2 separate regions of the Homo sapiens genome follow, and region 2 is linked to region 1. Evidence: read pairs that join two places in POLR2A ChIA-PET (ENCODE). Cell type or tissue: HepG2. All regions are shown on one strand. Each heading gives the region's core, and the rest is flanking DNA. Links, peaks and the distances in the headings are about the cores only.

Region 1 (16,608 bases), core at 800-5,799:
GACAGGAGGGGCGAGGAGGCGGCGCCTGAGAGCCTCGACGTGGTGTACAGGTCCACCCGCTCGGCGAAGCCTGTGGGGCCAGAGGACATGGGGGCCACCGCTGACTTCGAGCAGGACACCGAGAAGGAGCACCATACGCCGACCATCCTCAAGTGCAGCCAGCGGGTCCAGGAGGCACTGCGGGGTCGGGAGCACGACCACATCTACCGGGGAATCCACAGCTACCTGAGGTACCTGAAGCCCAAGGACACGTCCATGGGCAACTCCTCCTCGGGGATGGCGAGGAAGGGCCCCATACGTGCGCCAGGGCATCTGCGCGCCACTGTGCGCTGGGATTACCAGCCTGACATCTGCAAGGACTACAAGGAGACTGGCTTCTGTGGCTTCGGGGACAGCTGCAAATTCCTCCACGACCGTTCCGATTACAAGCTCGGGTGGGAGATTGAACGGGAGCTTGAAGAGGGTCGCTACTGTATCTGCGAGGACGAAAACCATGAAGTGGGAAGCGAGGAAGAGGAAATACCATTCAGGTGTTTCATATGTCGCCAGGCCTTCCAAAACCCAGTCGTCACCAAGTGCAGGCATTATTTCTGCGAGAGCTGCGCGCTGGAGCACTTCCGGGCCACCCCGCGCTGCTACATCTGTGACCAGCCAACCGGCGGCATCTTTAACCCCGCCAAAGAACTGATGGCGAAACTGCAAAAGCTTCAGGCTGCAGAAGGTGGGGGCAAGTCCCATTTCACAGAAGACCCCCATGAGTGTCCAATTCCCATGGCTTAGGTTTCCCATAATTCTCACATTTAAATAAATTTTTTTGTTCTTTTAGGAAAAAAGAGATAAGAAAGACTCAAGTCTGTATGTACACTGGGGAGAAGCAGCCTGTTGAGTAAGATGAGAGAGATGACAGTCTTCCTGCAATCCCATGCCTGAGTATGTAACCAAAAGAATTGAAATCCGGATCTCAAAGAGGTATGTGCACTCCCATGTTCACTGCAGAATTATTTGCAAAAGCCAAGAGGTGTAAACAACCCAAGTGTCCATGGATGGATGAATGGACAAACAAAATGCGATACACACACACAATGGAATGCTATTAAGCCTTAACGGGAAGGAAATCCTTTTAAAGATTTAAACTGATCCTTTTAAGGATCACATGCTACAACTAGAATGAACCTTGAAGACGACACTGCTAAGTGAAATAAACTAGTCACAAAATGACCAATACGCTGTATGATTTTTCACTAATATAAGGTATCTAGAGTTGTCAAAATTACATAAAAAGTCGAATGGTGGTTGTCAGGGGTTAGGAAGAGCGGGAGTGGGGAGCTGTTGTTTAATGGGTACAGAGCTTGAGTTTTGCTAAATGAAAAAGTTATAAAGCTCTGTTACACATCAATATATATATACCTAATATGAGTGAACACTTAAAAATGGTTAAGGGTACATTTTATGTTTTGTACTATAATTAATTTTTTTTTTCAAAAAAGCTAAAAAGAGATATCAGAAAAGGAAGAAATGATGGAACCAAGACCGGGAGGGAGTGGAGAGGATGGGGTTCAAGAGTTACCAAAACAGCAAATAAAGGATATCAGTTAAGAACCAAGGAGGGGAGGAGTTGACAGAAGAATATCCACGCTGAAGTTTGGATTTGATTTTGTTTGGCTGATGTTAACATCCTCTCCCTTAAAATGGCAATGTATTCCTCTCCCAAGACAAACACCAACAGATCCACGCTGAGTTCCTCACAGCTGATGAGTTCCTTACAAGGAACTGACACAGATTATGTAAATTTTCATAAGAGCCTATCTCATATATCAACTTTGGCTGTGAATTCCTTGAAGACTGAAACCATGTCTCACATACTTCCTGTTTTTTAATGGCCAACAGGTAGCTCAATAAAAAGTCAGTTAGTGAAAAGTCAGTCAAACCAAGCTACCTAGCAGTCGGCTATGCAAGCAACTGCGGCAGAGCGAACTTCGGCAAAACTTTCCACGTGATTTTGACCTTGAACCACACCCATCGACCCACCCACCACCATGGCCAGGTTGCAGACAAAAGCAGAGCCGTGGTTGAGGGCACAGACCCAGGAGCGAGATAGGATTCAAGTCATGGTTCTACCAGTTACAGCTGCGTGACCTTGGGTATGTTACTTTACCTCTCTGTGCCTCAGTTTCCTCATACATAGTAGTATCTCACAGGGTTGTTTTGAAGCAAAAATTAACATATTTAGAACAGTGCCTGACATACAGTATGTGCTATCAACATATCGATTATTGTAATTCAAGCAGGGAAAATGGCAGCTTGATAGTCGACAAGGCAGACAGTTCAAGTGCCCCATAAAAGTGAGCCATTTATTCTGGCATTTCACATAGAGCTTTCTCTAAGAATTGTCCTTGCCAAAGCTAACAACACAAAGCTTGTGTACAATGACTTACTGGGCCCTACCCCTAAGTCCGTCCGTTTTTGTCAGTTCTGTCAAAGGGCTATTTTATTCACTTTCAAGCCTTCCAAAAACATTTGGAATCTGCACAAAAGAAGAAATATGAAACTTTCAGGCACTCCGAAGCAGAAACTCTAAGCTCTGGCTCCAGGATTTTTCTCCCAAGGCTCACTCGAGTTTCTTTACAATGCTTCATGTATGTCCCTTCCTAGACACTGGACTCAGCTACGCTCGTGAACCTTGTCAACAAGTGCTCCAAGTCACCAACCTTTTGAAAACATTCCAAATATGCACTAAGATATATAGTTCTTATTCCATTTTTAAAATGACAGAATAAGGTTCATAATCAATCATTTGCAAAATTAAGCAGAAAGGCGATCACTAGTAAGCGTTGCCGAATTTGGCAATTTGGTTTACTAACATAGAGTGGGTAAACAAAATCTGCTAGCATTTTGGCCGATTTCCTTCCAGTCTTTTTTCTGTGTATTTTTCATATTAATGTATGAAATAAACATTCTGGAGTTGGAAGGAAGAAGCAAGCAGGACTGCAGGGAGTGCACACATTCCTTGGGAGCTGAGTCCTTCCCATCACCACGCTCTAAGGTCACAACGCTGGAGCGACCCCTCAGACTTTTGCTGAAACAGCTCAGAACAGGGATGAGGACAGTCCCCCATCAGCACTGCACCACCTTACACAGCACCCTGCTGGGGAAGTGAAGAGCAGTGTGGGGCCAGCTGGCTTTCAAAGTTAGCACCGTGGTTACCGGCACTTTATCCTGTCTGGACCAGGTCCCACCACATCACACCCCAACCCCTATCTTTCCGGTCAAAAGAACACATCAGCCAGGCTGCAGTTAAGCAACAACTGACTTGACCTTTTTTCTGTTCACTGAAGGCACACGTAATGGTCAATAAGTCCTTCGGAATCAACATGAGCAACATGAGAAAAATCTGGCAAAACCAAACAATGCTTTGATGTTTTCATTAATTTGCATGGACTTATGGAGGCAGCTCCATTCCCTCTCCCCATGACTGCCAGTTTCTGGTTAGGCCTTCTGAAATCCTGAAAATGCCTCACAGGCCTGCATTCCAAGGTCACAAACCCCTAGGATTCCAAAGACTCCAGGAGAGGCAAAAACCTAGAGCACATGAAAATCAAAACCTGAAAACACTGTACCCAGATTGATTAATATCCTGAAATACACAAAATTCCTTCTAAGGAGTTTTTATAAGTACCACCTAAAATTGAAGAAAACAGGGACATTTTGCTGTTGACTTTTTCTGTGTGCCAACTGCCCATAAAAATTCCTCTCCTGTTTTGCAAGGACAGAACTCTCAAGAACAAATGACCTAATTAAACCTGAGATTTCCTGGCTGAGAGCTATGTATAAAGCTGAAATGCACTGAAATGATGCTGAATTTGAAAAGAGCTCTATGCCAAACTGATTCGGTTTGCCTTTTTTATTCTACATACCCAGTGCTGGAGCTAAAAAACACGAGATTGATAGATATCCTTAACTACTATTATTTATGAAGCAACCAGAATGCGTATTTCCCCACTTATCTACTGCACATTTTTCAAAATGTGATTATACCACACTACAAATGCATCTTTTTGGCACATTTCATTGGTCTGCCTTTGCTACTGGGTTGTTGCCAGTGCAGTACAATAACGTGGATCTGCTGTCTCTCATCCTAGCTTTCAGAAACGTGTAAAGTTATCTCATACTCTCCTTGGGCTCTAGACTCCCACCCCCACTGATTTGCACAGATGTTCAAGGAGAAAGAATTCTTTCTTCCTTTAAACGAATGTCAAGGGCCTGGCAAAATCCTGTACTAAGAAATGCAGAAGTCAGCACTCTTGAAAAGCTGGTTATTAGCTCACTTCCTTCTCTCTCCAGCTTCTCCACTTCCAAAAAATAAATATGAAAACTATAACACTTGCCCAAGGTCTAAAAGAAACCAGGAAGCGGGCAGGTTAAGGGCTAACAGGTAACTTTTCTCTGCTTCTGTCTGTTGAATGTTAAGGAACTGTTCGTTTCATAGCCGAGCATTTTAAGGGTGCTATGCTAGAGGCAGCTCTGTGATTTTCATTCTTTGGCTACAACCCCTGGGGAGGTGAGGTCATGAGGAAATTCCAAGGGGGTCAAGGAGACCAGAAACCTAGCTGGTCACATAACTGCTCAGTGGCACTGCCGGAGACCAGCCCCAGCCCCCGTGCCAACCCCCATGACGCCCTATTTTCAGAGCCTTGCTGATCCTGCCAGTTTCTCCTGCCTTCCAAGCACTCTGGGCCGACAGCCACCGAGACATCCCTGAGCAGCAGAAATGAAATCAGTCACCACACCCTGGTGTCCGCAGGACTCCCACTGAGAAAAGTCTCATTCACGGCTAATCAGAACTAGAATTCTCATACTTTTCCCCACCCCGCCCAACAAACAGCAGAGCACAGATAAAGAACGGCCGGATTTCCATGGCCCTGCATTATCGGTGACATCTTCTCTTTGTTACCATCCAGAAGAGAACTGCTGCACTGACAGGAGGCAGGCAGACACCCCCAGAGCGCCACAACACCTGCAGCCAGAGACCTAATGCAAAACAAAACCAAACCTCAGGCTGAATGTGATTTTCTGTGTGATAGGGAAGAAAATGAGATAGAGAAATGTGACCGAGCGCGTGTGCAGATACGTTCAGGGGCACAAGTCTGAATGGTCAACTCAAAAATGTCATTCACACTCTCAGACGAGTTCAGAGGCTACCTCATTGGTGGGGAGGAGGACTTTAAGCAAATCATATAAATTAGACTAATCTGTGAATATCTGACTGAATCTGCACCCTTAGAAAATAAAAATTTTGCATATTTTTTAACAATGTAGCTCTGGTATGATTACTGCTATTACAGTAAATTTTTAAATCATGTTATGTTATACCTTGGTAAAATAAAATGGACTTCCAGTTGAACATGGCAGATTAACCACATGCCTGTATCAACACCAAAAATCCTACAAAAATGCCAGTAAATATACTTTAAGAGGACTATAGCAGCAGGAACAAGAGCAGATAAAACATTCTACTGACTTTTGGGTGACAGAAAGCAAGAGAGAGGTCTGTGATGATTTGTATCATAAGTGATGCTCAGAGAATTCCAACAAAATAGTCCAAAGCCCAGGAGGCTCATGCTGAATGGGAGGGGGAAGGGCGTGGGAAACAAGAGGGTGTAAGTCACTATACGAAGAGGCTAGACCTTTGCACCCAGGGACCCTCTCCCACCTACCCAAACCCCAAAGAAGTTTATTACCCAAGGACATTGAACCAGGAAAATTAGAAACTCACATACGCCAGGCACAATGACGAAGAGGGTGTGTGTAATTCAGGGCTGAAAATGAGGCACGAGGTGTTGGGAATTGAGGAAGAATCAGTCTACTTACTGTACCAGGAAACCTCCACAGTCCCCTTCTTCCATCCTGCTTCCAGAATAGCTTATCCAGGTTTATTCCAGGCAGGGCTGGTAGAATTATTCTCAGGACCATCTCAATGAGCACATATACTGATATTTGAGGATTTCCTTTGACAAAAATGACCAGTTGCTGCTTCATCATTTTAAAGAAAAATCAACAATTGACAAGCCCCATCCATGTGCACAAAAATTCCAACCTGATTTTAAGTGCCTTGGATCAGCCAAAGATCAGTACGCATTCAAGAAAAGCCTGCAAAATGAAAGTCACATCCAAAACAAAGAAGAGGAAAAAAACCTTCTAAAAACATGTAGATGGCCGGGCGCGGTGGCTCACACCTGTAATTCCAGCACTTTGGGAGGCCGAGGTGGGCAGATCACTTGAGATCAGGAGTTCGAGACCAGCCTGACCAACATGGTAAAACCCTGTCTCTACTAAAAATACAATGATTAGACCAGGTGCGGTGGCTCACACCTGTAATCCCAGCATTTTGGGAGGCTGAGGTGGGCAGATCACAAGGTCAGGAGATAGAGACCATCCTGGCTAACACGGTGAAACCCCATCTCTACTAAAAATACAAAAAATTAGCCGGGCGTGGTGGCACACACCTGTAGTCCCAGCTACTCAGGAGGTCGAGGCAGGAGAATTGCTTGAACCCGGGAGGTGGAGGCTGCAGTGAGCCGAGATCGCGCCATTGCACTCCAGCCTGGGTGACAGAGCAAGACTCTGTCTCAACAAATAAACAAACAAACAAAAATTAGCCAGGCATGGTGGCGCATGCCTGTAATCCTAGCTGCTTGGGAGGCTGAGGTGGGAAGATTGCTTGAACACGGGAGGCAGAGGTTGCAATGATCTGAGATCGCGCCACTGCACTCCAGCCTGGGTGACAGAGTAAGACTCTGTATCAAAAACAAAAAAAATGCAGACATTCTAGGGAGCAGAAGAAAATGTTTTAAAATCTAGACTATTCCCCAAGAGAATAAGAATCTCTTCCAAAATACAAGAAGAGTTGCTATGGAAAAAAGGCCAATAGCTCCCCAAAATTGATAATATGGATAATTGAAAGTTTTATTTCTATATTAGTTTATAAAGATTAATTTGAAGAGATCTCATAGAAAGTAAGGCAAAACATAACTACATGGAAAATTTTAAAGGTAGGAAAGTAGAGAATCTTCCTAAAGCCCTAATAATCAAATAATATGAAGTTTTTTTAGAAGAATTTTTTTTTGAAAACTTAGGAAATATCTCAGACTGATGGACAATGGTCTCCAGACTAAATGGAGAAAGCAAAATACCCAGCATAATTTTAAAAGGATCTACACCGAAGTACATGACAGAAGTTGTGACACTTTAAAATCTTAAGATTCTAAAATGTTCCAGGGAGAAAAAGAAAAAATTAAATCATATCCAAAATATGTTAGAAGACAACGGAGCAATGTCTTCAAAATTTCAAGGATAGTAGTTTCCATTTTTAACTCTGTATGTAGTAAAATTATCAAGGAAATCTAAGCATGCCTTAAAGTTTCTTGTTGTTGTTCTTTCAAGAGACGAGACAAGGTCTTGCCCTGTTTCCCAGGCTGGTCTTGAACTCCTGGCCTCAAGCAATCCTCCCACCTCAGCCTTCCAAGTAGCTGGAATTACAAGCATGCACCACTGCATCCAGCAAAGATATTTTCACATGTTAAAGATTCAAAAGAAATGTAGCTTCTTTACCTTTCTGAGAAAGCTACGGGTGTATGTGTTCTACCAAAACAATGCAGTAAATCATGAAATGAGATGATACGGAATCCAGAAAAGAGCGTGTCCAAGAAAGAAGAAGGGTAAAGGAAAGCCCCTGAATGATGGTTGTGAACTACGCCTAGAGTACAACCCATTCAGATAGAAGCTGAAGGATGGGGGTGCTACAGAAGGTGAAGCACCAGGAAAAAGGATGATGGGGGAACTGAATGGCTATATATGGCTTAGAGATCAGTACAAATTAGTTGAAAGAAAACTGATAGGTCGGTTCAAGTTATTAGCAATGGATACGTAGAAAAATCAAACAAATTTTAAAAAATGAATTATCTTAACAACAAAAAAAAACAGTTTTTGAAGAAAACTATCATAGGGCATTATCTGGCTCAGCAGTGAACAAGTCCACACAGTCATAATGATATACACACCAACATTGAGTTAAACAAAGACTGCACTGCAAACCACATTGGGTGAGTCCAGCGGGGGTTGAGAGCTGATCCCCCCTGCCCACAGCAGGAAGTACAGGACACCTGAACATTTCAACTACTTCTTAAACAGCCTCTCAGCTCAAGATCCTGTTTTCTGATCTTCTAACAAATCCACAAGGTCTCAAAGCATTTATCACTCCAATCACTTTGGGAAGGGCTCTACCAGAATGAAGGGGGAAAAAAAACACAGAAATCAGAAGATAAGCTCCAGGAAACAAATTTCAAGAAAGAGAAGCAAAGGGGATCATCAGGGTCATGGGGAGATCCCTGAAGCTGTCCAGGACAAAGATCCTACATCAGGTGATAGAGGCAAGGGGAACCCCCCCAGTAGATTACAGTAGGGGAGACCCCAGGACGCTGACCAGGCCAGTGAGAAACCTGGCCCAGTCTGAAGACTTCTGGACAAGGATCTCTCAAGGATGAAACAGGATATCTAATGATCTGATTAATCTGAAGAGACTAAAAGTCGATTTAGACAACAGGTGAGAGTTTCAGAATTAATTAGATACATATGTGGAAAATGAAGCAAAGGAAAAGCAAGATAACCATTGACTCCACAGGAAACAAAACTCAGCGATAAAGGAAAATTAGTTATGGTATATACATGAGCCACAAAGCTTATGATGCAGTTTAGCTGTCAATAGTGATAGTAGAGTCTATTACAACAGCATGGCACCAAAACTTTTTTATTTATTTATTTTATTTTTTTTTTTTGAGATGGAGTCTCACTCTGTCACCCAGGCTGGAGTGCAGTGGCACGATCTTGGCTCACTGCAAGCTCCACCTCCCGGGTTCACACCATTCTCCCACCTCAGCCTCCCAAGTAGCTGGGACTACAGGCACCCGCCACCACGCCTGGCTAATTTTTTCTATTTTTAGTAGAGACGGGGTTTCACCGTGTTAGCCAGGATGGTCTCGATCTCCTGACCTCGTGATCCACCCACCTCGGCCTCCCAAAGTGCTGGGATTACAGGCGTGAGCCACCGCACCCGGCCAGCATGGCACCAAATCTAATCTATTGGAAGGCTCTTTATTCGTGTATAGCTGTGCATCATTACTACTGATTATTATTAGAAAAATAAAATTAGATCCCAATATTACTTGAGTCAATGTAGACTTTTTTAAATGAATCATAAAGTTCTAGAAGACAACATAAGATTTTTTAAAACTGTTTGCGGCCAGGCGCAGTGGCTCATGCTTGTAATCCTAGCACTTTGGGAGGCTGAGGCGGGCGGATCATTTGAGGTCAGAAGTTCGCGACCAGCCTGGCCAACATGGTGAAACCCTAGCTCTACTAAAAATACAAAAATTAGCTGGGCGTGGTGGTCGACACCTATAATCTCAGCTACAAGGGAAGCTGAGGCAGGAGAATCACTTGAACCAGGGAGGCAGAGGCTGCATTGAGCTGAGATCGCGCCACTGCACTCCAGCCTGGGTGACAGAGTGAGAGTGAGACTGTTTCCAAAAAAAAAAAAAAAAAGTAAAACTGTTCTCAAATTGCAGATCTCTCTAAGCATGACCTAAATGCTACATGCCATAAGGGAAAAAAACTAAAAAAGTGCAAAGCCAAAAGCAAACTAGGAAAAAGTACTTGAATTACATATTATAAAGGGCTGATTTTCTCCATATACAAAGGAACGCCTATAAATCAATTAAGAATTCTCCATATATAAAGGAAGTCCTATAAATCAATAAGAAAAATATTTGCAACCTCCTAGAAAATTGGCCAAGGGACAGGAACAGGGAGTAGAAGGATGGTCAAGAAAATACCAATGGCTTGTCGAGTTGTCAACGTTTGAAAATGTATTCAACCACAACGAGTAGTAAGAAAAGTGCAAAATGACAATTAAGAAAAACTGGACCGGGTGTGGTGGCACATGCCTGTAATCCCAGAACTTTGGGAGGCCGAGGCAGGCAGATTGCCTGAGCCCAAAAGTTCAAGATCAGCCTGGGACACATGGCAAAACCCAATTTCTACTAAAAATACAAAAAAATTAAGTCAGGTGTGGTAGTGCACGCCTATAGTCTCAGCTTCTTAGGAGGCTGAGGTAGGACGATCCCTTGAGCCCAGGGAGGTCAAGTCTGCAGTGAACCATGATCACGACACTGCACTTCAGCCACAGTGACAGAACGAGACCCTGTTTCAAAAAAAAAAAAAAAAGAAAGAAAAACTGGCATCTCACTGATCAGATTAGGACAGGTGAAAATATTTGCCATCACTGTAGGTTTCCGGTTTGGGAAAAACAGCCTCAACACAGTGATTAAGAGCCAACAGCAGATCCAGATTGTGTGGGTTCAAATCTCTGCTCTGCTACTTGAGGTGAACCTTGGGCAAGTTACTTCATCTCTCCTGCCTCAGTTTCCTCATCAGCAAAACTGTGATAATAATAATACCTCTCCCCTACAGGTAGCTTTGGGGATTAAACAAGTTAATATTTGTAAAACATTTGATATAGTTTCTAGCACAAAGTAAGCACTATATGCAAGTTCATAAAACGAATGAACGGTTATAAGGTTGTAAGCCATGGAGGGCAATATGGCAATATCTATGTATATTAAAAACAAATACAGCCTTTGACCACTGATCCTACTAGGATTTTATACTTCAGGTATCACCCATCTTCAGTGTGGTGTCATTTAGACCAGCAAAATATTCAGAACAACCTAGATGTCTATTGACAGGGAAAATTTTACAGATTATTTAATGGTACCCTCTGTTTATATGCCGATAAAAAGAATGAGGCCAATCTGTATGTACTAATATGAAACCATCTTCGGAGTGTATTAAACTGAAGAGAACAAGCACAACACCATATTTAGGGTATGCTACTATTCATGCTAAATGTCTATGCATAAAAGACTTCTGGGCTGGGCGCAGTGGCTCACACCTGTAATCCCAGCACTTTGGGAGGCCAAGGCAGGTGGATCACCTGAGATCAGGAGGTCGAGACGAGCCTGGCCAACATGGCAAAACCCCACCTCTACTAAAAATACAAAAAAATTAGCCAGGCGTGGTGGTGTGCACCTGTAATCTCAGCTACTCTGGAGGCTGAGGCAGTAGAATTGCTTGAACCTGGGAAGCAGAGGTTTCAGTGACCCGAGATCGCACCACTGTACTCCAGCCTGCATGACAGAGTGAGACAAAAAAAAAAAAAAAAAAAAAAAAAAAAAAAAACCCCTTCTGGAAGGGTTTTTTTTTTTTTTTTAATGATGAGAGATTATCATATTAAGGTCTTACCAGGTTTGTTTTAATGGGAAAAAATTACTAATGATGCTGAAGTGTTGGGAAAAGTCTTTTTTAAATAGAGTAAACTTTCCCCTGTAAATTTTCATTATTTGTGTAACAAACTTTTTCCCACGGCCTTCTGTTAAAACAAACTTTAGACTGACAAAGGGTCAACTGTCCTGAACTCTGAATTGGTGGGGTTTAAAAATCAATGCATGTCCACCTTTGGGCACAGAGGAGCACTCACAATATCTTCAATAGTTACAATCTGCCTCAAAACACTGACATTTCTCCTCAAAAACTGTTTCATTTCTTTTAATATCAGCATAACATGCCAAGTTACAGTATGATTTTAAATTACTTAAAGGATAAAGAAGAATGAGACCAACGAAGCAATCATCACATCATTCACTTTGGACAATTTTTTTTTTTTTTTTTTTTTTTTGAGACAGAGTCTGGCTTTGTCACCCAGGCTGGAGTGCAATGGCTCAATCTCGGCTCACTGCAACCTCCACCTCCCAGGTTCAAGTGATTCTCTTGCCTCAGCCTCCAGAGTAGCTGGGATTACAGGTGTGTACCACCACACTCAGCTAATTTTTGTATTTTTAGTAAAGACAGGGTTTTGCCATGCTGCCCAGGCTGGTCTTGAACTCCCGACCTCAAGTGATCCACCCACCTCGGCTTCCCAAAGGGCTGGGATTACAGTCATGCACCAACACGCTCAGCTAATTTTTGTATTTTTAGTAGGGATGGGATTTCACCGTGTTGGCCAGGCTGGTCTCGAACTCCTGACCTCAAGTGATCCACCCGCCTCGGCCTCCCAAAGTGCTGGGTTTATAGGTGTGAGCCACTGCGGCCGACCCACTTGGGACAATTCTAACTGACAAACCTCTCAACCTGCCAGACCATGGCTCTATTTTGGAGATCTTCCCCTTTCACACATATTTACACATTAGATGGTGGAGGAGGAAGCCAGAACAACAATGAAGAATGCTATGTAATTCCTAAAACAATTAAGAATATCAGCTTGTTTTGTATTAAACAAAAATCTAAGTTCTCTGAAAGACACCTCTCATTGGGTTCACAGCAGTAGGTAAAGATGCATACAAATGAAGGCCACAGATGTGTTGCTTTGTTGTTTAATCAAATACAAATCAAAAGAATCTTAAGCCAAGGGATTCAATTAGAAAGAATTAAAAGGCTTTTGAGCATAAACCTACCAAGAGCAACCCAGACTCTCTGACTCTTTCAAACTAGAACTAAAATGTCCTAGTTTCAGACTAGAACTAAAATGTCCTTTCCCACATTCTCAAGAGTTCCTGAAATGCTGCCCTGTGGCTGTCAGGTAAACAGTCCAGATGTTCCGTCACCCGCCATATGGTGAAAACAAACGCCACGCCCCCAAAACGGACCAAGGTGGCCCGCAAATTAACAAATGGAGGCAAACTATCCATATGCCAATTTCCTGGGCCTTTCTGTCCTTCGTTTCCTGCACAATCTTACATGCTATTAGGTAAACTCTTCATTAAAAGTAAGGCATTCACAGGACTTAGTGCCAACAGGATTATTCATGGAGGTACAGTCAAGCAATCCAGCAATTAGAATTAAGCTAAAGAAGGATAATCTTGAAGTGTTTAGAAAAGGTCATGCTGGCCGGGTGCAGTGGCTCATGCCTGTAATCCCAGCACTTTGGGAGGCTGAGGCGGGCGGATAACCTGAGGTCAGGAGTTCAAGACCAGCCTGGCCAACATGGTGAAACCTCGTCTCTATTAAAAATACAAAAATTAGCTGGGCGTGGTGGCGGGTGCCTGTCATCCCAGCTACTGGGGAGGCTGAGGCAGGAGAATCACTTGAATCTAGGAGGCAGAGGTTGCAGTGAGCTGAGATCGCGCCACTGCACTCCAGCCTGGGCGACAAGAGCGAAACTCCGTCTCAAAAAAAAAAAAGAAAAGGCCATGCTAAGTTTAATTTATAAGCCACCACTGGATGATACCATACTACCAAGTAAGTATTTTTGATTGCTGGAACCTGGGAGGCAGAGGTTGCAGTGAGTCTAGATCACGCCACTGCACTCCAGCCCGGGTGACAGAGTGAGATCCCATCTCAAAAAAAAAAAACACCAACAAATAAGGATTTGATTTGATTTTCCTAAATGGCTATTTGGGATTTGAAGGGGAGGGGCAATTTTTTGTTTTTAATTTTTAACTTTTATTTTAGGTTCAGGGTACACGTGCAGGTTTGTTATATAGGTAAACTCATGTCACAGGGGTTTAACAGAAGGTACTAAGCCTAGTACCCAACAGTTACTTTTCCTGCTCCTCCCCCTCCTGCCACCCTTCTCCAAGTAGGCCCCAGTGTCTGTTGTTCCCCTCTGTGTGTCCATCAGTTCTCTTCATTTAGCGCCCACTTATAAGTGACAACATGCGGTATTTGCTTTTCTGTTCCTGCGTTAGTTTGCTAAGGACAATGGCTTCCAGTTCCATCTATGTTCCTGCAAAGATGATTTTGTTCTTTTTTATGGTTGCATAGTATTCCGTGGTATATATGTACCACATTTTATTTATTCAATCTGTCATTGATGGGAATTTAGGTTGCTTCCATGTGTTTTCTATTGTGAATGGTGCTGCAATGAACATTCACGTGCCTATGTCCTTATGGTAGAATGACTTATATTTTGGGGGGTATATATCCAGTAATGAGATTGCTCAGTTGAATGGTAGTTCTGTTTTTTGCTCTCTGAGAAATCGCCACACTGCTTTCCACAACGGTTGAACTAATTTACACTCTCACGAACAGTGCATAGGCATTCCTTATTCTCCGCAACCTCGCCAGCAACCTAAATGGGTATTTGTTTTTAAGATCTTGTAGCTCCTGACTTGCAAGGCGCCTCAGCCACTCCTAGAACATTGTTAGAGCATCTCTAACTTTACCAGAGACTAACAGGCCTGGACATGAGAGAGACAGAAACAATCTAGAAGTCAAAGGTAGATGAAGGGTAAAGTAGATAAATAGTGTCTGAAGACTAAGATCATAAATAAATGTATATCTGCCACCCATTTGTGACTATAAGTTCAAGGCTTTTACAGACCATGGGGGCCAAACAGCTGGTGAGGTCAGCCCAGGTTTGAGAGGTTCAAGGTAAGTTTATCCAGAAACCCCAAGAGGGGTTTCTTCAACAAAGATTTAATGAGCACCTACTACAGGCCATGCCCCGAGCTAGGAATAGCGGCACAAACGCAAACAAAATAAGCCAGAATTGTTGGTACACAAGGAAAAGATTCTCTTCTGCACATCGATGAGAAGGCAAACCTTGTCAGTTCTTGCCTACCCACCACCTTAGAAATCTGTCCTATGCCACTTAGAAACTCCACACTTGTACGCAGGCATGGCACACAGGAGTATTAACTGATTCATCTCACTTTAGGTGTCTCCCCTGACACTTAAGACTTTTCTGGAAACATTCCCGCTACAGTTCTATTTTCTAACCCATGAAGAACACTTTTAATAGAAAGTGAATCCCAAACCCCCTCCTCCAAGTGCCAGTGAGAAAAAAGTCAAATGATAAAAGAAAGAGACAGGAAGAGCCAGGCACAGTGGCTGGCCTGTAATCCCAGCACTTTGGGAGGCTAAGAGGAGAGGACTGCTTGAGGTCATTTTGAGACCAGCCTGGGGAAGATAGCAAGACTTCTGTCTCTACAAAAAAATTCCAAAAATTAGCCAGAAGTGGCAGACCACATCTGTAGTCCCAGCTACTTAAGAGGCTGAGGTGGGTGGATCACTTGGGCCTAGGAGGTTGAGGCTGCAGTGAGCTAAGATCACACCACTGCACTCCAGTCCTGGTGACAGAATGAGACCCTGCCTCGAAAGAAAGGGAGAAAGAAAGAAGGAAGGAACGATGGAGGGAGGGAGGGAAGGAAAGAAAGAGAGAAAAAGAGAGACAAGAAGGTAGGGACTTCATAGTCCCCAAAGCCTTCTATACACATTCTGGGAAATCGCCACACAATATAGTCAAGGGCTTGAAAGACATCTGGGAACCCCCTTCCCATCATGTGAACTCAGCCACATTCCTCAGAGAAAGGTCAACAGGAAATGACCTCAAGAGACCTTTGACCTCAATCATGTTGACTTAAAGACTACTGAAGCTGCCGAGCATGGTGGCTCATGCCTGTAATCCCAGCACTTTGGAAGGCCGAGGCGGGCGGATCTTTTGAGGTCAGGAGATCGAGACCAGCCTTGCTAACATGGTGAAACCCCGTCTCTACTAAAAATACAAAAAATTAGCCGGGCATGGTGGTGCGCGCCTGTAATCCCAGCTACTCGGGAGGCTGAGGCAGGAGAATCGCTTGAACCCAGGAGATGGAGGTTGCAGTGAGCTGAGATCACACCATTGCACTCTGGCTTGGGCAACAAGAGCAAAGCTCCATCTCAAAAAAAAAAAAAAAAATTACTGAAGCAAGATAATGGAGGGGAAAGAAATTCACAAAACGTATGTATAATATATTACCAATTTGAAAAAAATAGAGCGTTCTTAAAAATGTAAAAAGGAAACTGTGGGATGTTGATGGTAGGGAAGGTTCAGCAGGAGGGCATAGGGGAATTCTAACTTCTGTTCCATTTTGCTGAGAACCTAAAACTGCTATGAATAATAAAGTCCATCAAGAAAACAAAATAAGGCAAATATAAGCCAGGCGCGGTGGCTCACTCCTGTACTCCCGGCACTTTGGGAGGTTAAGCGGGTGGATCACCTGAGGTCAGGAGTTCGAGACCAGCCTGGCCAACATGGCAAAACCCTATCTCTACTAAAAATACAAAAAACAAAAACAAAAAAAATTAGCCAGGCATGGTAGTGTGAGCCTATAATCCCAGCTACTCAGGAGGCTGAGGCAGGAGAATCACTTGAACCGGGAAGTGGAGGTTGCAGTGAGCCGAGATGGCACCACTGCACTCTAGCCTAGGCAACAGAGCAAGACTCAGTCTCAAAAAAAAAATTTAAATTAAAAAAATTTTTAAAAATAAGGCAAATATGACAAAAGCAATCTGTGTGTGCTGGAGTGGTAGTCGTTAACAACAGGTGTCTGTGTGTATGTATTCTGCCTACTTTTCTTCACTTTCCATGTTTCTACAATGACCTTATTTTTGCAATTAACAAAAAGAAACGAGAAAAAAAGCTTTTAAAGAAACGAGGCTATTTTTAAATTTTTTTTAAAGCCTCAGTGAAACACAGCCCATTCTCATGTGAAATACATTAGGCTATCCTTACGATCT
Region 2 (16,608 bases), core at 6,159-11,158, 61 kb before region 1:
ATCTTTAACCCTGCTGGAAAAAAAGGGTGATTAATTACCTGAAAGGGCAATGCAAGTTATACAGATTTTTTTTTTTTTTTTTTTTTTGAGATGGAGTCTCTCTCTGTCGCCCAGGCTGGAGCGCAGTGGCACGATCTAGGCTCACTGCAACCTCCGCCTCCTGGGTTCAAGCAATTCTCTGTCTCAGCCTCCCAAGTAGCTGAGATTACAGGCGCCCACCACCACGCCCGGCTAATTTTTTTTTTTATTTTTAGTAGAGACAGGGTTTCACTATCTTGGCCAAGTTCATCTTGAACTCCTGACCTCGTGATCCACCCCCCTCAGCCTTCCAAAGTGCTGGGATTACAGGCGTGAGCCACCGTGCCCGGCCATACAGATTCTTCTTAATCAACAGGACACAGAAGAAAAAGAAGTCTCTCTTCATAACTGACTTTCCATCCTACAGAGCTACATGCATTGAGACTGGCACACATTCCACAATGCACCACGCTTTGGTATATCTGAGACAGTCAAAGGAAATATTAAAATGAATGAACAAATTAACAGTTCAAAACCAAAGCCCAAATCTTAGTTTGGGAATCAACATCTTCCCAATATTATTAATTTTTTATGGCGTTGTGGCACCTTATTGTTAGTTTGATTTTACAGTATCACAGTAAGTAACACTGAAAAGAAAATCACTACTTACTGATTATAAGCCTGGGGAAAATGAACCACAGTTCCTCATGGAAACAGTAAAACCTTTCGACATAAAATACAGCAAGTCTGGAGAATGAACAGTAGGTCTTGGGGCAGAAATAGCAAAAAGTGAGCAGTGAAAGTACCTTTTCCCCTTTCTCTGAGCTAAATGCCTACAACCTAAGTTCTTCCCACAGAAAATGCAATCTGAAGACAGATGTTGAACCTTGTCTTATTAGTGAAAGACACAGATAATGTAGATACACATATTAAAATCTTATTCTCTTCCAAAATATATTTATACAACTAAAGATAAAATTAGCCTTTCAAAAGCTTTCATGCATTACAAAATATTCTTGAATAATTTTTTACTATGTTTTTCCATAGCCTTACATCTTTCAAAATTTTATATTAAGTCCAGATTTCTTTGAGACAGGGTCTTGCTCTGTTGCCCAGGCCGGAATGCAGTGGTACAATCTCAGCTCTGCAGCATCAACCTCCTTGGCTCAAGCAATCCTCCCATCTCAGCCTCCTAAGCAGCTGGGACTATAGGCACACAGCACCACACGTGGCTACCTTTTAAATTTTCTTTGTAGAGATGGAGGTCTCACTATGTTGCCCAGGCTGGTCTCGAACTCCTGGCCATAAGAGATCTTCTCACCTCGGCCTCACAAAGTGCTGGGATTACAGGCATAAGCCACTGCATCTGGCCCCAAATTTTTAAAAATCCTCTTTAGGATGAAAAATGATCCCCTCTGAAATAAGTTTCCTATTTAGCTAATGAATGTTGAGTGCTATTCCAGATAAAAGCATGGAGAAAAACAGTTTCCATAAGGTAGTAAACACTAACGGTCCCTACGGCCTCGAGGGAGGGGGAGTACGCTACGAACATTCATAGAAATATGTTTCTTTAATAGATCTCAAACAACACTTTCAGGGTGGTCCATCTAAACATAGGTTGTGTTTAATATAAAATGACTGCAAGCAGAGCCTGTCAATGCAAGACACATTGCTACATCTGTCACATAAAATAGAAAAACAAGCTGTACAGCAGAGGACCTGTCCATGGACCTCCCAGGCTCAAGCGATCCTCCCGGCTTAGCCTCCTGAGTAGCTGGGACTACAGGCACATACCACCGTGCCTGGTTAATTTTTTAAGTTTTGTTGTTGTTGTTGTTGCTGTTGTTTAGACAGAGTCTCAATCTGTCGCCCAGGCTGTTGTGCAGTGGCGCAATCTCGGCTCACTGCAACCTCCACCTCCTGGGTTCAAGCGATTCTCCTGCCTCAGCCTCCCAAGTAGCTGAGATCACAGGCATGCACCACCACGCTCAGCTAATTTTTGTATTTTTAGTAGAGATGGGGTTTCACCATGTTGACCAGGCTGGTCTCGAACCCCTGATGACCTCAGGTGATCCACCCACCTCAGCCTCCCAAAATGCTAGGATTACAGGCGTGAGCCACCACACCTGGCCAGTTTTTAAAGTTTTTTGTAGAGACGACATCTCACTATATTGCCCAGGCTGGTCTTGAGCTCCTGGCCTCAAGAGATCCTGCTGCCTGGGCCTCCCAAAGTGCTGGGATTACAGGCATGAGCCACCATGCCTGGCCCCATTTTTCTAAAAAGAGAAGCTTGCATTCTAGTCCAGATGTGCAGGACACGACCCTGCAGAGAGGTGGTCTCTTCCATGTGCCTGTTGTGGAGTCCACCCCATCGTGTGCAACATGCCGTATTTAAGGGCCTTGCCCATCAAAATGCCCCACACTCCCCTGGAGGTGCTTCTCAAAAGCTTCTGGGCCCCCAGCACATGCCGTCCACCTCCCCAGAAGCTCTCAGGCTCGTCCTGCCAGCAGCACCCCAAGGACCCTAGAACTCTGCCCGCCACACCCACAGCCTTCTTGAAAACTCCACTTAGACCTCACCTCTGGCAGAAACCACCTCATTCCTGACTCTTCCCAGGGCCAGTTTTTGCATTCCTTGGCACTTAAGAATTTCGTTCACCCCATACGACAGTCCCTTAAGTTTGCCCACTGTCTACACTCTCTTCTTCGACTGCCATGTGCGCGTGCTGGATTCGAATCTTCGCTAGGGCGGGGATTCTGCCTTCTGCCTTCCTTCTCCTGAGTCACCCACCAGAGTCCTGCTGTGCATCTCAAACAGCAGCTTCAGATCTTGTAACTCCTAGGAAGTCCAGGGCAAAGCTCAATGCCGGATCGTAAAGGAATGCCAGGTTTCCGGGTTCTACTAAAGCCTCTTGGTTCTGTCCTTCCCCGAAAGCCCTTCCCTGAGGCCTTCCCATCCTAAGATGTTCACGATGAAAACGCACTAGAACACGACACAAAACCAACCCACTCTCTCAGGTGTTATTTGTCAGTATGGTGATCTCGTGTTGAAATCACTGAAATTCTCATCCTCTCCCGACCAGTGAGATGACGTCCGCAGGCGGACCACCTCTCTAGACTCCAGTCTTGCTGGTCAGATGATTTCTTTTCCTTTTCATCTCAGCTCTAATGTTTTCTTTTTCTACCCAAAGCCCCAGACCATCCACCAACAAAGTATCTGGTACAGTTTCTCATAATGCTGTCAACTTGTCATAGAATGCAACCATCCTTCTCTGTTTGCCTGCCCCCAGTGCCCTGCACCTCCCTTCTTCTCTCAGAACAGCTGCCAGCAGGGAACAAAGTCAGGTTTCAATAAACTGGGAGCATCGCCGCATCCTCCCTTCCTGCCTGGGAAGGCCACTCCAACCGTCACCATCACCACGCAGGCAAGACTCCCACCAAGGCCAAAGCAGCTTGAGTTTCAAGGCCAGCACTCGCTGACCCCTCCAAGGCCTCAGATCTAATCATTCATTCGTCATCGCGTGTTCCTTTTCCAAAAGTCCCAAAAAACGTGCGTCTACCCTGAATCGGTTGTGCTAATAACTCATGCTTTAAGCAGCACAAGGCCCCAGCCACTGGCCACAGGCGTCCCTGGCCAAGGGTGACCCCGTGCAAGGGTAGAAGAGATGATCAAGGCCCCTCCAGTCCACAGGGCTAAAGGAAAGGGAGCTAAAGCCACCTCCCCTCCTGCCTCCTTCCCTCCTTGTGGAGGGATCACCACGGATATCACCTGCTCACTTCACTCTCGCTCTCTGGAGAAGAGAGGTAGCCGTCTTCCTGATGAAGTTACCTGCCCAGGTGTCTTTGGGCCCCTCCTCCTTCACCTGCTGGGAGGCAAACAATAGCAGCCCTTTCTCTCTCCTCTAGCACAGTCTGGACCAGCAGCCCCACCAGCAAGTCCAGGTGGGGCTCCCCGCTTGGAGCCAGAGAGTCACCTGCTCCCCAGAAGTCTCACCTGAGCACCCCCTCCCCGCTCATCTCCTCCGGGAGCAGCCCTTCAATAACCAATGCCACCCGCCACTCAGTGGCCCAGCCAGAAACCCAAGGGACCACCTCTCCCCACTGCCCCCAGGCCACTTGGTGCCTGCCATCCCTGCCTGAGGCCTGCTGGAGTCTCTAACAGCACTGCCTAATCCGGACCTCAGCCCCACTCATGCTGGAGATCAGTTCTTCAGCTCCAGCCATGTCTCCTCCCCCTCCACCCCTCACACCACTTAAAATGATTCCACAGTGTAGAAATCGTATGAAACAGCTAAAAATGCTGGATAAAATATAAACAACATCTTTGTCAACGCACTGCTGATCAAGCAAAACAGTAAGGAAACTCAGGCCCAAAGAGCTCCAATTGCAAGCACGCAATAAAGGGGCAGTGGAGCCAGTGTTTGCCCTGAGGGCCTTGGCTGAACCTGGATGTGGGCTCCAGTTTTTATGATGGGATGAGGGAGAGAAAACACAACCAGGGTCGGTCCAGGGTAGAGAACCTAATAGGAGACAGCTGCGTAAACCGGCACTTGTTCCCTTGGGGCTCCTTTCTCCATAGGGTAAGTATCTTAAGTGTTCAATATACTGAATGCTGGTGTTATTTCCCCACAACTGCAGTAAATCTTCAAAAATATGCTGAAAGTAGTCTGTAGATACATTAACCCATAAGGAAGTCCAATTCCCTGTGAGTTTTAACAGGTAAGACCCCATCCATACCACTAATCAGACTTTCCCAGGCAGGAAGTTGGGTTTTTCTCTAAAACAACAAAGGTAACGCATGCTAAGTGGGTTAGTTATTTTGCTACCTCAAGTACAGCTGGCCCTTGAACAATGTGGGGGTTGGCGCACAGACCCCCTCCACAGTCAAAAATCTGAGTAGAACTTTTGACTCCCCCAAAAATTAACTACTCATAGCCTATTGTTGACCTTATCAGTAACATAGCCAGTCAATGATATGGTTTGGCTGTGTCCCCACCCAAATCTCATCTCGAATTGTAGTTCCCATACTTCCCACATGTCCTGGGAAGGACTTGGTGGGAGGTAACTGAATCATGGGGGCAGGTCTTTCCTATGCTGTTCTCATGACAGTGAATAAGTCTCAGGAGATCAGATAGTTTTATAAAGGGGAGTTTCCCTGCACACTCTCTCTTTGCCTGCCACCACGTAAGACATGCCTTTCTCCTCCTTTGCCTTCTGCCATGATTGTGAGGCCTCCCCACCCATGTGGAACTGCGAGTCCAATAACCCTCTTTTTTTAATAAATTACCCAGTCTCAGATATGTCTTTATTAGCACCATGAGAACGGAATACAGTCGATTAACACATAATTTGTATGTGTATTATTACTGTATTCTTACAAAAAAGCTACAGACAAGAAAATGTTATTAAGAAAATCTGTTTACTAAGTGGAAGTGGATCATCATAAGGGTTCATCCTCAACAGCGTCACCTCAAGTGGGCTGAGGAGGAAGAGGAGGGGTTGGTCTTGCTGTCTCAAGGGCAGCAGAGACATCTGCATGAAAACCTGTTTCGCAGATATGCTTTCTCCTCTATGATTTTCCTGATGGCATCTGGGAACTCATCTACTGCCTCTTAGTCGGGAGAAGCTGCTTCTCCTGTCATCTTAACATTTTTTAAGTCAAACCTTTTTCTAAAATTATCAAACCATGCTTTTGCTGGCATGACATTCTCCAGCTTTAGATCCTTCACCTTCCTTTTGCCTTAAGTTTTCACTTTCCCCAAATCATATTATTAGAGTCTATAGGTATGACTTTCTTAGAGCAAGCCTGCACTCACATAAAAGCTGCATTTTCAATACAAGATAAAACAGCATTTCGCAAAAAGCACAAGGTTTTCAGACCTGCTGATGTAGCCATAGCGACCACTTGACTAATTTTTCTTTCTTTCTTTAAAAAAAAAATGGTCCTTATGCTAGATTCATTTATCTTGAAATGGTGGGCAACTGAAGCTGCAGTCCTCAATCTATGCTACATATCAAGCAATTCAACTTTTTCTTGTAATGACATGACTTTTCTCTGCTTCCTGAGAGCACTTCCAGAATCAATGGTGCCACTTCATACGGGTCCCATAGTGTCATTCAAAGTTTACAGTATTGCACTAAATGTGATGAAAAAATACGCAAGAACCACGAGTGATCACTTTTTACTGAGATAAGCAATTTAGTGGAGATGAACCGCTCATGACGGAGATGATCCACATTTGAAGCAGATACTAAAAACACTTGAGTTCACTGCAACAGCAACAGGAAGTGGCTATGAGACTGGGACAGTAGTATAGTGTTACTACAGTTAATTTCATGCAGTCATGATTTAATGCTGCATCTTTACATTTGTTTACATTTCTCTCAACTGCAATCGGTGCCACATACAGTCCGTCAGCGTTTGTGTAAGTTTTGATAAATTTTAACTTTTTTTTTTTTTTGAGACGGAGTTTCGATCTTGTTGCCCAGGCTGGAGTACAATGGCGTGATCTCAGCTCACTCCAACCTCCGCATCCCAGGTTCAAGCGATTCTCCTGCCTCAGCCTCCCGAGTACCTGGGATTATAGGCACCCACCACCATGCCCGGCAAATTTTGTATTTTTAGTAGAGATGGGTTTTCGCCATGTTGGTCAGGCTGGTCTTGAACTCCTGACTTCAAGTGATCCACCTGCCTCAGCCTCCCAAAATGCTGGGATTACAGACATGAGCCACACGCGCCCGGCCTAAATTTTAACGTTTTCTTTTTTTCCCCCTGAGACAGAGTCTTGCTCTGTTGCCCAGGCTGGAGTGCAATGGCGCAGTCTTGGCTCATGGCAGCCTCCACCTCCTGGGTTTAAGTGATTCTTCTGCCTCAGCCTCCGGAGTAGCTGGGATTACAGGCGTGTGCCACCACGCCTGGCGAATTTATTTTTGTATTTTTAGTAGAGATGGGGTTTCACCAAGTTGGCCAGGCTGGTCTCAAACTCCTGACCTCGTGACCCACCTGCCTTGGCTTCCCAAAGTACTAACATTACAGGCGTGAGCCACCACGCCTGGCAAATTTTAACTTTCTGTAATAGATCTGTGTTCATTTTATGGTAGTAAATGATAAAATAGACTACCAACATATATTTTATATATTCATGACATATCTCACTTTCTTAATTTTTTTATTTCTTGGCTATGAGGTTCATCTGTTTTTTTCAAATTGTCACATACCTCCAAAAAATTTTCCAATATATTTATTTTTAAAACTCTGCATAACATTGGACTTGAGAAGTTCAAACCTGTGTTGTTCAATGGCCAACTGTATTATTTTAGAAATGCACGTAGGAGATGTTGGCAACGTCTATGCATTTTCCGTGCAAGCTAAGGAAGGCTCTGAGCAGGTATCATATTACTAGATTTATGGCCTTACATGGTTTTAATTAAATCGTGTTTGGAAGCATAGTTCTTTTTCGTAAGTTTTCATACAGGTGCTGCTTAGATGGAGAGCTCCATATCTTCACAAAATCACTTTTTCCCGGCTACAAATCAAGGTTTTTGAAGAAGAAAAAATGCCATGTGATGAGGGTTATTTATGGTAAAGCAAAGGTTCATCCCTCTTTGTTCTAAAAACGGGCCTAGAAAAGAAGCCAGTCACAAAAGGCCACATATAGGATGATTCCAATTATATGAGTTTCGGAAGGCCGAGGCGGGCAGATCACCTGAGGTCGGGAGTTCGAGACCAGCCTGACAAACATGGAGAAACCCCTTTTCTACTAAAAATACAAAAATTAGTTGTGTGTAGTGGGACATGCCTGTAATCCCAGCTACTCTGGAGGCTGAGGCAGGGGAATTGCTTTAACCCAGGAGGCGGAGGTTGCCGTGAGCCGAGATCACACCATTACATTCCAGCCTGGGCAACAAGAGCGAAACTCTGTCTCAGGGAAAAAAAAAAAAAAAGACAGAGGTGAATTGTACGGTTTATGAATGATACGGAATAAACCAGTGTATAAAATGAGCCTAGATGGTTGGCAGGGGCTGGGGGACGGGGAAATGGGGGCTGTTTAATGTATCTAGAGTTTCAGTTTTAAAAAGGAAAGAGCTCTGGAGCTCTGATGCATAGCAACGTGAATATACTTATTAACACTAGTGAAACGTGTACTTAAAAATGATTAAGATGGTGAGCTTTATGACATCCCACCCACTCTAAGCTATCGGTCAAATGTTCCATTCCTACCTAGAGTATCCCACACCCGGGCATCACTCCGCTGTGGAGAGAGGGAGTTTCCCCCTCTGTCTCCGATACCTGTGTAGCTCCTTTTATCACCTCCCCAGGAGATTTCTTTATATTTGAAACATCAGGCATAATGGAATTCTAGGCATGATATCAGACATAAATCACTTTAGAATTTCTTCTCAGTGCCTTCAAGTCACTTGTGGCTTTTTTGAGACTTTTGATTTGTGTTAGAATATTACCCTCGATTCCCTGGGGCCCACAGCCTTGGGCACTGTGATGAAACTTATGTGGCTCTGGGGGTATTGCCTGGGGAGGACCACACTAAGTTCTCTGTAAAACTGATGAAGGTGTTCAGGGGTGTAAAAATGCCAAGCAGCTCCACCACAGCCATCAAAGAAGCCAGAAGGTGGGGTACACACAAGGACTCAGACATAAAAATCTCGCCAGCACTGTCACTGCCATCAAGGTCAGGAGAGACCCAAACTACCTACTTTTTATTACTCAATGAGGGATATGGGAAGAAATCTAGTTAGCTCTGTTTATCCTCTAAAGAAAATTTATTTTGATTGATATCACTGGAATTAAAAGATGTTACTAACCCCTGGCTTAAAAGGCATTATTACAAATCCAGTGTTTCTAAGAGAATATTAAAAATGGAGAAGTTGGGAGTGTTTCAGAGTCTTTCGGTCCTATGTGGAAAGATGGGCTTGGCGGCACCTGTCAGCTCAATTTGCTTTCTCAGAATGGAGGCTGTTGTGTCATATTTAGATAGACAGCCAAAGAAATACTACAGAATCTCTGAGCTTCCTCTTCAGCTGCTTGTCCATACATTCATTTATTTCTCTTTTTGTTTCCTGCTTGTCAATACTTCTAACTTAAGAGCAAGCAAACATATTTCAGGTTTAATTTTATGGAACAAACACTCTGCTTGTGAATTGTCCACAATATTTCCATAATAACTAACACACTATCACTCCATCAGGTTTCACTACACAAAGTATTGTGAAACGGAGGTGGAAATTTTTTCCAGGTGTTTAGACAAGTATTTAATGAAGCTGAAGCAATATGTTCTTTGAGCATTTAAAAATATTTGAGATTAATTTCACCAGATGATTTCTTAATCAGTAAACTGGCTTAGATAAGAAAAAGTCAGAATATTATTAATGAACCTAATGCTCTCTCATGTTTGAGATCAGCCAACAGGCCACTTACTTATACCCTACTTGCCTTAAGGAGTATGAAAGAAGTCCAGCTTTCTTAGTCTAACTGGTAGTTTCCAACAACTGAACCTCCCATCCATCTAAGAACAAGGAACAAGAATGAAGGTGAGGTGAGAGGAAGCCCCTGGGTAACATCCAGACACTCTGAGGATGCCAGCAAGCCAGGGCCAGAGTCCTTGAAGAAAACGCTGACCTGCACAGTGGGTAAAACTGCAGGACTCGGCCAGAATGCTGACGCTCAGTCAGTCCTGATGAAATAAAATGAAAGCTTAGAAGCGTACTGACTTGGTGGCAAATGTCAACTTTTTCCTGATTGGAGAAGAAACCCTCAGAGTTGGAGGCAGACGCATTCATACACATCAAGAAAAGATGTGGGATGGTAATTTCCTCTTTTTCCATTTCTGACTTGTAAAGGAAATACATGAAGCGAGTCCTTGCGGAATGGACCCGACAGCCTGAACCTTTCTGAGATGAGCAGGGCGCTCTTTCAGGGGAAAATCCGAGCCTCCTGCACTGGCAGAAGTCACCAAATCAGTTAGCATGGGTCATAAAAAGTCAGAATCCCATGTCATTCCTTGGACCACAATTTTTTAAGTTTGAAAGGAAGTGAAAATGCTCCTTAGGAACTCACACCTTCTGAATTGAATTGAGCAGTACGTGATTTCCAGAGCTTTTCAGTTTCCCCCTGAGAATTCAAATTTCTTCACATGCATAGAAGCTTGGAGGACTTGTAATAACATTTAAACACAATTTCCTCTTCATGGTACCCGTGGACAAGTTTCAGCTGGGGAACCCTCCTGGCCCCACCCTGGGGCTTGTCTATCTAATGAGTGTATTTGGGGGAAGGAGCTGGGACTCCTTGGCTGAGTTCTTTCCCCTCTCCTGTAACTTCTACCTGCTCACCGAGAGCACACATTCTGGAGAGTTCTCACGTGGGGGAGCCTGTGGCTTCCCAGTCTGCACACCAGTGACTGAGTGTCTAATTCAGGGCATAGTTAACCAGCCTGGCTGACAGGCATCAAGGTCCAGCATTCATCAGTAACAGGGTGGACACTGTGACTAGCCATGGATATCATGCCTCTTTCTTAATTAGTTCTGAACTCAGGAGAGGAAGATGTTATTTATTAACACCACTCCCTCTTAACATTAGACAACACCTTTGTTTTAACAGAGAATTCTATACAAATGGAAAAAGTGAGATGGTCTGGATGAGATGCTCTGCCAAGCTGTCAACCATCCATGCCTTGGAAAAACCTACCCACTGAGCTGGATAGTTACCCCCAGGCAAGTGCTCGCTTACAGCCTCAAAGCCTGAGGGCCTGGGGCCCAGAAGAACACACCAGCCTGCAGACAAAGGCCCTTGAACTTCTGAGCCTCCTAAATGACAACAGATACCATGAAAGGCCTTCACAGGGTCCTCACTTGATCTTCTGTCAATAGGGAAACCATTAGAGATTGATTTCTGGGAAAAATCAGACAGTAGTATTGAAATCATCATTCACTCAATATGAAGTTTCAAACCGCAGCTTTCTCAGAACAGATATCTAGGCATACCTTGGAGATACTATGAGTTTGGTTCCAGACCACCGCAATAAAGCAAATATTTCAATAAAATGAGTCACACAAATTTTTTGGTTTCCCAGTGCATAAAAAAAATGTTTACACCATACTGTAGTCTAGTAAGTGTGCAACAGCATGTCTTTAAAAACAGTGTGCATACCTTAAAAATACTTTATTGCTAAAAAATGCTAACACAGAGACATGAAATAAGCACATGCTGTTGGAAAAATGGGGCCAATAGACATGCGAAATGCAGAATTGCCACCAACCTTCAACTTGTAAAAAACGCAATATCTGCAAAGGCAAATAAAGCAAAGAGCAATAAGATGAGGCATGCCTGGAATCTGTAAGGAGATGATCTTTGCATACATTATTAACTAGGCACATTGGTGCCCATTTATGAAATCTACACTCCTAGCATGAAAATCTGAAAACTACTTCTGACAGAAATCTTTTCCTATAAATACCAGCAGTTCTCCTTCAAAACAAAAGTAAATAAAATCTGAAGTGACTGTATACCAAACTGTAGTTTACATGGTGGTAAAGTGAGACTAAGTGAATTAAAAACAACAGGCCCCTAAAGATTCATTAGTTAAGCAAAAAAAAAAAAAAAAAAAAACCAACCAAACAAAAAAAGCCGGGCACGGTGGCTCATGCCTGTAATCCCAGCACTTTGGGAGGCCAAAGTGGGCAGATCGCCTGAGGTCAGAAGTTCAAGACCAGCCTGGCTAACATGGCGAAACCCCATCTTTACTAAAAATACAAAGAAATTAGCTGGGCGTGGTGACGAGTACCTGTAATCCCAGCTACTTGGGAGGCTGAGGCAGGAAAATCACTTGAACCTGGGAGGCAGAGGTTGCAGTAAGCCAAGATTGTGCCATTGCACTCAAGCCTGGGCCACAAGAGCAAAACTCCATCTCAAAAAAATTAAATAAAAATAAAGCAAAAGGGCAAATTTTAAAGAGGATATTTTATTCTCTATGAGGAAAAAAAGTACTCTAGTCCCTTTGTAAATCTGAACTCCAAAACAGAAATGAGGCCGGGTGTGGTGGCTCACCAACACTTTCGGAGGCCAAGGCAGACAGATCACCTTAAGTCAGGAGTTTGAGACCAGCCTGGCCAACATGGTGGAACCCTGTCTCTACTAAAAATACAAAAAATTAGCCGGGCATGGCGGCAGGCACCAGTAATGCCAGCTACTTGGGAAGCTGAGGCAGGAGAATCACTTGGTCCCAGAAGGCGGAGGTTGCAGTGAGCCAAGATTATGCCACTGCACTCCAGCTTGGGCAGTAGAGCGAGCCTCTGTCTCAAATAAAATAAAATAAAATAAAATAAGAAATAGAAAATAGAAATGAATGACAACATAGCATCTACATGGAAAGCGTGCACTGCCCTGTAAAACTGCTTGACTGCTTCTGCTTTCCTTGACTGCCACTAAGCTTGTCCAGAGTATTTTTTTTTTACATCCTCTGTTCTCCCTAGCTCCAGAGCTTAAGAATTTATTTTCTGTGTCCTCCGTCCAAATATCAGCTTGGCCGAAGCAGTATCTTGGGGTTATCCTTGCACCCAGGCTTGTCATTGTGAACTGCTAAACCATTCCCTGCTGATATGATTTGGCTGTGTCCCCACCCAAATCTCACCTTGAACTGTAATAATCCCCATGTATCAAGGACAGGGCTAGGTGGAGATAACTGAATTATGGGGGGGGCAGTTCCCCCCTTACTGTTCTCGTGGTAGTGAATAAGTCTCACGAGATCTGATGGTTTTATAAAGGGCAACTCCCCCGTACACTTTCTCTTGTCTGCCGCCATGTAAGATGTGCCTTTGCTCCTCCTTCACCTTCTGCCATGAGTGTGAGGCCTTCCCAACCTGTGAGTCCATTAAACCTCTTTCCTTTATAAATTACCCAGTCTCTGGTATATCTTTATTATCAGCATGAGAACAGACTAATACACCTGCTAACTGCATGGCTTACTGACAAATTAGAGGCTGTTTCTGCATGCATCTCCTTTACCCGTAGATCCTTCCTCTTTGAGACTCGTTATGCCCATCACAGCAGTGTTTCCCAAGGCACAGAAAGTGAGGAACACGCACCATGTATAATATATTCTGGTTTTATTAAAAAAAAGCAGAAAAAAGACAAATGGGGTGACTGCCTAGGTCACAGTAATTCATGTCCACACTCTTTGACCATGGTGAGCTGCCCAGGGACCTCACAACAAGCCCACTTCTCTGCTGACATTAACCAGAGTCACTTACTGTTGCTTACAATGCAAAGGTTCTTAATTGAGAACATAGATAAAAGAAAACAACTGCAAAGACATAATCTAAATCATCAATGCTTTTGTTTGGTTGACTGATGGAAGCTTTTATTTCTTTAACCATTTATGCATTTTCTCAATTTGCTACAATAAACATAGATTGCACTGGGGTGAATACTAAGGAACTCGGAGGGTTAGGGTTAATTTCTGTGAAAGACCAAATATGTTTCTCTGGTTCTCACTAAAGCCTATAATGTGTTCAAAGATGCCAAAACCTCTTATACTCAAAGTTGTAATGTTAACATGTAATTATTAAAATTACCTATAACAGGCTCACAGACAATGACAAATTTTTTTCAATAATGCCCAAATAAGTCTCTCTTGGGTGAGGGGAGGGGAGTGCCCACTTCTCTAAAGCAAGTAAGAGGCAATGTCTCATTTATCCTACGGTACTAGGCACGACCAGTGACCATCAGGCTGCCTGCTAGGAAATGTCGTTTATACCATCACAACTTGATTTTAAACAACACTTGCTTTCTGAGTATTTCTTCAACACTCATACAATAAATCTGTGTATTGTCTACCTTTTATTTTTATTTCATATTCTTAACCCATAACAGCCAATACAGTAGAGAGAGGCGTAGTAACTCAAGTGAGATACTGCAAGCCCCATGGCTTTCCACCAGGGTTGCTGACATGACCTTTGTAGTTTTTATTATATGCTATGCTGTGTAACCCTTATCCACTAAAAACAAAAAAAAGAACTGAAGCTTGGGAAACAAAGCAAGATGCCATCTTTATTAAAAAAAAAAAAAAAAGAAATAAAGTATATAATAATCATCTAAAAATTCGCTGGTGGAGAGTGGTCCCAGCTAAACAGGAGGCTGGGGTGGGAGGACCGCTTGAGCCCAGGTGGTTGAGGCTGCAGTGAGCCATGACGGCACCACTGCACTTGCTCTAGCCTGGGCAACAGAGAGACCCTGTCTCCAAAAAAAAAAAAGAAATCTGAGATTATGTTATTAATGTATATATGTCCTGTCCCTGTTATAAAAGTTAATAATATTTTACATTGTTACTCAGAGGCCTCATGTTGTAAATAAAATATAAATAGAAAAGGTTTCATAATGGGGAAATTTACCCAAATGCTACCCTTTTATTAAAACATAACTTTTAAATTTCTTGCAAAAAAATCCCACACTGCAAGTTTCCAAATGCTACAACACAACAGCACAAACACCATTCTTGATGTGTTCTATCTTCATCTTCACTGCTAGCTGAATCTTTGCAAAGAAATGTGGGGAAATGTGGGTAGAAGGGTAAATAGAAAATGTGTCACTAGCGAGGAATTAACTAGAGCAAGGTCCACATGCTATGTCTTGGCAGCTCTCTGCTTGGAATGTCATATGTTATTCAAAAAACAATATTTAATTGCAGGATCTGCATGTCTAGAGCAGCAGGGAGATGCTACTTGGCTTGCTTGCTCAAAGATAAGTTTTATACAAATATTAAAAGATTCTGTAATCTTGTATTTGTTAAAAAGAATAACAAATTCCTATTTCTGAGGTTATGAGAATCTTATTACTCAACTGGTCAGTGCATATAGCAACTACTAGAAAATAAAGAACATCTAATCCCTTTAGTAACTTCAGTATCATTTTAACATTCTATATCTTTGCAATGTGTTTTCAATCATCGGATAGCCTAGAAACCAAGCAAATCATGCAAGAAGAGGTGAACCAATCCTTAGAATTAGGTAATCTGCAGAAGATCCCGTAAGTGGATCAATGAACAGAAAAAAAAAGTTCCATTAACTTTTTACTCCTGGTATGTGCAAGAAACACTCTGGCAACCGGGGAAATCCCAGAGAAGCCAGTCACAGCCTTAAAGGGTCTGATGGATCTGTAAGGCGAGATCCATAAAATGGTAACTAACGATATACTATACAAACAATAGATAACCGCCAAATGATGCGATGAATGGTAGGGAAACTTGAATTTTAAACTTCAATCAGCTGGGGCTAATTTAACTAGTTTCCAAATCACATTGCTGCTCTGTGGCATTTTTTTTTTTAATTGTGATTTAAAAAAACAGGTAACATGGGGTTTACCATTTTAGCCATTTTTCCTTTTTCTTTTTATTTTTTGAGACTGATTTTCACTCTTGTTGCCCAGGCTGAAGTGCAATGGCACGATCTTGGCTCACGGCAGCCTCCGCCTCCTGGGTTCAAGCAATTCTCCTGACTCAGCCTCCCCAGTAGCTGGGATTACAGGCGCCCGCCACCATGCCCAGCTAATTCTTTGTATTTTTAGTAGAGACAGGGTTTCACCATGTTGGTCAGACTAGTCTCAAACTCCTGACTTCAGGTGATCCACCCGCCCTGGCCTCCCAAAGTGCTGGGATTACAGGCATGAGCCACCACGCCCGGCCCATTTTAGCCATTTTTAAGTGCACATTCAGTAGTGCTAGGTATATTCGCATTGTTGTGAAAAAGATCTCCCAATGTTTTCATCTGGCAAAACAAACTCTGTACCCATTAGACAGCTCCCATTTCTGCCTTCCCACAGCAACCACCATTCTACTGTTTCTATTTATGTACCCCATATTAGTAGAATCATATAGTATTTTTCTTTTTGTAACTGGCTTATTTCACTTAGCATAATGTTCTCAAGGTTCATCTATGTTGTGGCATATGGCAGGATTTCCTTCCTTTTTAAGACTGAATAGTACACCATTTTGCACGTATATAACACACTTTGCTTCTCCATTTATCCAAGGATGGATGTTTGGGATCCTTCTACCTCCTGGCTAGCGTGAACAGTACTGCTATGAACATGGGTGTTCAATTATCTCGACGAGATCCTGCTTTCAATCTGGGCATGCCCCCAAAGGAGGATTGCTGGATCATACAGCAACTCTATTTTACATTTCTTTAGAACTGCCATAATATTTTCTACAGCAGCTGCACCATCTTACATTCTCACCAACAGTGCACAGAGTACCAATTTCTCCATATCCTCATCAGTACTCGTTTTTTTCTGTTTTTTTTTTTTTTAATAGTAGCCATCCTAGTAAGTGTGAGCTGGTATCTCACTGTGATTTTGATTTGCATTTCTTAAATGATTAGTGATGTTCCCCAACATAGCTTCTGGAAGCCTGAGTGAATGCTAGGATAATGGTGAAGACATTTTTTCAACGTGGACTAATCCATCTAAAGAACAGACATTTGCCGGAATGAACATGAACGTTAGAAATGCAACAGGAGGCCAGGGCGCGGTGGCTCACGCCTGCTATCCCAGCACTTTGGGAGGCCAAGGCGGGCGGATCATGA

The links. Peaks named below come from ENCODE experiments on the same cell type or tissue, not always from the same donor. Only the 100,000 strongest peaks of a DNase experiment are listed, where the experiment ranks them.
Region 2: POLR2A ChIA-PET joins it to region 1 with 5 read pairs; 6 of 35 experiments call an interaction of 5 or more read pairs at or near these places.

What each region holds. Positions count from the first base shown.
Region 1 is chr13:98,160,395-98,177,002 of GRCh38, reverse strand. The region is part of intron 1 of FARP1 (FERM, ARH/RhoGEF and pleckstrin domain protein 1); the gene reads right to left. RNF113B (ring finger protein 113B) reads left to right here. Exons shown (of 2, transcript NM_178861.5): 1 at 1-721; 2 at 827-1,218. The coding sequence ends at 840. Among named protein-coding and RNA genes, the nearest start is that of RNF113B, 8.6 kb to the left of the region's middle. RefSeq lists a silencer at 3,194-3,488. In HepG2, for the core only: no CTCF peak of the experiment used is centred there; a DNase peak (open chromatin) is centred at 3,342.
Region 2 is chr13:98,227,176-98,243,783 of GRCh38, reverse strand. The region is part of intron 2 of FARP1 (FERM, ARH/RhoGEF and pleckstrin domain protein 1); the gene reads right to left. Among named protein-coding and RNA genes, the nearest start is that of MIR3170, 27 kb to the right of the region's middle. In HepG2, for the core only: no CTCF peak of the experiment used is centred there; no DNase peak of the experiment used is centred there.